2 separate regions of the Homo sapiens genome follow, and region 2 is linked to region 1. The links are chromatin loops, found by intact Hi-C in ENCODE. Cell type or tissue: PC-9. All regions are shown on one strand.

The links. Hi-C counts contacts between places; a loop is a spot of excess contacts. Peaks named below come from ENCODE experiments on the same cell type or tissue, not always from the same donor. Only the 100,000 strongest peaks of a DNase experiment are listed, where the experiment ranks them.
Region 2: it touches region 1 in a loop (4-fold over the local background); 2 of 110 quality-filtered maps call a loop at or near these places.

Annotation. Positions count from the first base shown.
Region 1 is chr6:129,729,264-129,731,763 of GRCh38, forward strand. No RefSeq gene overlaps it. Among named protein-coding and RNA genes, the nearest start is that of ARHGAP18, 20 kb to the left of the region's middle. In PC-9, CTCF peaks have their summits at 1,463 (motif pointing left) and 1,663; a DNase peak (open chromatin) is centred at 1,408.
Region 2 is chr6:129,369,150-129,371,649 of GRCh38, forward strand. LAMA2 (laminin subunit alpha 2) reads left to right here. Exons shown (of 65, transcript NM_000426.4): 34 at 743-841. Among named protein-coding and RNA genes, the nearest start is that of ARHGAP18, 340 kb to the right of the region's middle. RefSeq lists an enhancer at 1,342-1,851. In PC-9, CTCF peaks have their summits at 1,444 (motif pointing left) and 1,649; a DNase peak (open chromatin) is centred at 1,422.

The DNA of each region.
Region 1 (2,500 bases):
TGGTCTTCCCGTTAAGACAGAGGCAGCCTAGTAGAGACTTGGCTTTGGAAAAGGAAGCTAGTATTAGGAGTTTATCTTTACTGTTTAGAGTTGACTTTATCTCAAAGGATGTCAGCAGCATATATCATGTGACAGCGGATCAGTCACGACACCTCATCTAAATGCAGTCATCATAGTACGTGGTCTTCCCACTGCCTTGCCTACCGTCCATAAAAAGAGGGTCACTCTAGTCCCTGACAGCCATGCCTTCATACCATCCACCTCCAGCCAGAACTAATAATTCAGGGGTAGCAGTGTGAAAAAGACCAGCAGCTTCAGGAATTTTGGGTTCCAGAACTGATATGGATACTAATTAGCTCTGTGCAAGTTAACTTTTCTCTGTCTCCATGTCCTAAACAATGAAAGGGCTGATTAGACCATATGAGCTCTCAGCTCCCTTCCATCTTCAGTGATTCTTTGATAATAATATAAGTTATCCAAATGGTATCATTTATTATGATTGCTTACTGTGTGCCACGCACCATACTAAGTGCTTTTCATTTATCATCTATTTTAATCCTTGCAAAAAGAGAGGAAAATGACATTATCCTCACTTTATAGATTAAAAACTGGCCGGGCGCAGTGGCTCACGCCTGTAATCCCAACACTTTGGGAGGCCGAGTCAGGCGGATCACGAGGTCAAGAGATCGATCGAGACCATCCTGACTAACATGGTGAAACCCCGTCTCTACTAAAAATACAAAAATTAGCTGGGCCTGGTGGTGCGTGCTTGTAATCCCAGCTACTTGAAAGGCTCAGGCAGGAGAATCGCTTAAACACAGGAGGCGGAGGTTGCAGTGAGCCGAGATTGCGCCACTGCACTCCAGCCTGGTGACAGAGCAAGACTCCATCTCAAAAACAAACAAACAAAAAACCTTAAGACTCAAAAATGGAGTTTACAGAGTTCTTCCCTGCTTATACCTTTCAGTCAAAGGGTGTTCTTTGTTTAAAAATCACACACAAATTCAGTGAGACAACAACAAAAATTCACGTAAAACCAGACCGAATATGAAATAGTATTATTCTAACAATTCTATTTTATCAACTGATGACTTCACTTTTTACTCTGCTTTTTTAAACTGCCAAATCAAGTGAATAGATTCATTATTTTAAACACAGTGTTGCATAAATCTAGATGATTCCTCTGACAAACCTCTAAGAAGGTGTATGACAATGATACGCAGGTACTGAAATCAAAAGCAGCTTTAGGAAAACTAATCTTCCGTATCTAGGGCCTCGTGTTAAAAATGCCTTCGTCAGGGGTGACTCCACTTCAGTGCCAAATGTCTGTCATTCACCTGCCACTTCCATCAAGTATTAATATGAAAAAAGGCAACGTTTTTACCTGTTATAATGAGGTGAACTTTTAGCTTTAATTTGATTGCCACCTGCTGGCTAAAAGACACAACCTTCCTTCCGCAGCAAAAACTGCTTGGTAACTCAGAAGGATAAATGCAAACAAATGAAATTCATATCATTAGCAAAGCCAGCGCTCACTTCTACCAGGTTGTCTTCTAAAAGGAAGGGAACTAATATTTAATGTGTCTATTGTATGTCAGGTGCTATGCTAGGTGCTTCAGATTACTATATTATTACATTTAATCAGTTCCAAACCATGTGACATACCACCATTTTGAAGAAGGAAAAACAAGCAACTGCCTTCACATCACACAAACAAAAAGCAGCAACAATCCGAAACTAGGTCTCACCTAGACAACTTTTCTTCATCATCAGCATATCCTCATTCCATGATTCCATGATTCCACCCTACCATGGGATGCCCTAGTAATCTCATGCTATCCAGAAAATATTGGTGAGCTGAGGCTAAGAAGCAGAGCTATAATTCACTGTAGAGTCACAAAGCCTTCCTGATATTTCACAGGGAAGCAGAGGCAGGCCAGATAAATACCTCAAAACATTAGCAGGGAGAGCCAGCAACAATTAGTCAAAGGTAGAACGAGAAGACTGTGAAAGTCATCAACAGAAGCAACATAAGGGGATGAGAAAAAAGACTTGAATAATTACAAACCTTCAGTCCTTTAGCAAAAACAAAAACAAAAAAAAGAAAATAAGGAGTGTTGGGTATTTTTCTTTGGTCCATTTAGGAAAGACTCATCTGCTCACCCATCTCCTGGGGGTCCCTGGGTACTGGTGCTGTGTAGCACACACATGGCCCAGCGCCTGGCCACCAAGAGCTCACCATCTTGTTGGCCAGGCAAATATAAAGGAAGGCTTTCGTGCTAGAGGTGCTCAGAGCCCCTCTCTCACTCTTATCTACCATCTCCTTTTGTCTTTGAGAGCCTTTACCACTGAAAAAACAACGGCTAGTGTTTGAGTGATAACTTTGTGCCGGACACTGTTCTAAGCACTTTAATATATTAACTTAATCTTCACACAATGGTAAGAGATAACTGGTATCTTTAATCTCTCTTCCATAGATAGGAGGGTAAGCAACTTGCCT
Region 2 (2,500 bases), 360 kb before region 1:
ATGATTAATAAGGAGGCAGTGTTCATTCATATTAGCCAGGAAATGGGAGGTTGGGGTAGTTTTGTGGTCTACACAAAACCCGCTATGGTTTTGTCTGCGCTTAGACATTACAGGGTAGTCTCTTTTTTTCTGTTTCATTCATCACTGGTTCAGAGTGACCTTGTCTAATTTAGTGTCCTATGAGATTATTTATGTTCCATAGGAAAAAAATATGGCCCTGCTGTTAGGCCAGTTCCTAGCAACACCGAGGACAGGCCAGTTAGTTAGCGCCTAGCCAGGTCTCTATGTTAAGGCCTGCCGTTCTCTTTTTTACCTGTGATCTGTGTCTCTGTTAATTGGAATGGGAGCCTTAAATGGGCCAGGCAAGGAGTTTATCTTAACTCTACCCCTTACTGACTGTGTGATCTCGTGCACATTTTTAACTGTCTTCAAGACAGTTTGCTCTTTCATGAAATGGAATAATGCTTACCCCCCATAGAGCTGTTGTGAAAATTAAATGAAAAAACAAAACATAAAAAGCCTGGCACATAGTAATTTCTCAATAAGTCACTGCAATTTTTATTATTTGCCTGAATATTTGGCATGACACTCAATGTGTAAGTGCCCAGTTGAAATAGTTTCCTTATCTTTTCTTTGAAGGTGAGAAGGCTAAGTTCCTTTTATATACAAAAATGTGTTCTGTCGAACACTATCACTGCAAGGCCATTTACTAAAAATGTTTATGGGATGGAATCTTTTTCAGCACTTGCTGTCACCTCAGCGGGCCCCAGAGAGGCTTATTCAGCTGGCAGAGGGCAATCTGAATACACTCGTGACCGAAATGAACGAGCTGCTGACCAGGGTAAGGTGGCAAAATTATGAATCTTCTGAAAGCAGATAGATTATGTCAATGAAGGAAAATTACTTCAAAGTTCTGAAATGCAAATCACCTTCTTCCTAATTCCCAATTTGGTATATAAAATAGATGTATTCTGACTTGCTAATTCTGCTTCAAATCAAATCATAGAAATCAGTAGCACGCAGAAAAATTGGGGATACCTGGAAATTGTCAATGGCTAAAAAGTCCAGAATGACAGTGTATTTTGAGAACTTTATTCAGTAGCCTCCGTGGTAAAGTTTGTATCTGTTCTGATTTCCAAAAGCACTATCTTTGATTGTGTAAAGAGAAAGAAAAACAAATGAAAATGCTTGTGGTCTCTTTCATCTCATCGTGGGATTTTTGCATTAGTATAGAAATACAGTGTAAATCAGTCTTTCCACACAAAAGAGGAAATCTTCTCTATTGTGAGACTCCAAAGTGCTTAAGACACTTTTTAAAGTCAGAATGTAAAGTCCATGTTGCATTTATCAGGCTTTTTAAAGAATTGGAAATTTTAAATTTTCAAAACTGCGATGGTATTAAAAACTTTTTGCAGTTAGAGAATGAAGAAAACAACATAAAGCCCGCCATCTTGTGGCCAGAAATATGCATGAAGCTAGAAACGGGGCTGCAAAGTACGGATTTAATTTGATTATCTAAGAGCTTTAAATGATAAAGAGTATTGGAGCTAGAAGGTTCCTGGGGATTATCGAGTCCACTTTGTATTTTAAAGAAGAGCTGCCTCGGGCCATGACAGTGAAACGAATTAACAATGGCCATACAATTTGCTAAACTCAGGGACTTAAGCTGGACCCAGTCTCAAGATTCCCACTGGCCCAGTACTTTTTCTACATAGCCTGCTGTCGGTTTAGGAAAATATCCACAGGAAAATCAAATAGGCTTCTGAGCACATAATGCTAAACAACGGCCCTGATGTTACAATAGCATACTAAACACTTTTTCAGAATCTCATAGCAACAATATAGAATGTACAGATACAACACGGAGTTTCTTGCCAAATGTATGTAGACATTAGATTAAATTGAGTGCATTTATCTCATATTAATTTAATATGAAATAATTCATATTTGTTATAAATAAGAATTTTCTAACAGGTCATGGTAGAATAAATCAATTTAACAAGCACACATAAATGTTCATAACATACAAAGCCTAAGTTACGTGTTGGCAGATGAAAAATATGAATGAGGCTCAATCTGTCTTCAAAGAACTTTGAGATGTGTGTGTGTGTGTGTGTGTGTGTGTGTGTGTACATCAGCATTTAAGTGTATGGAGGACCATATTAGACAACTGCATGCAGGTATATAATAAAACATGAAATAAAATAAAGTCGGAAGAAATTCTGGAGAAATATTTAATAATAGAATAATTTCATCTGCTTAGGGGTAATTAGAAAAAATTTCATGTAATAAATGGCATTTCATTCATTCATTCACTTAACTAATACTTTTTGGGAGTCTCTCATGTTCTAGGAATTATGACACTGGGGATAGAAGTGTGAGCAAAACTGCGCAGTCCTTGCCCTCATTGGCTTAGTATAGTCTAATGATCTGACGTTAGAGACACAAAAAGTATTTCTTTTTTTTTTTTTTTTTGAGACAGAGTCTTGCTCTGTCGCCG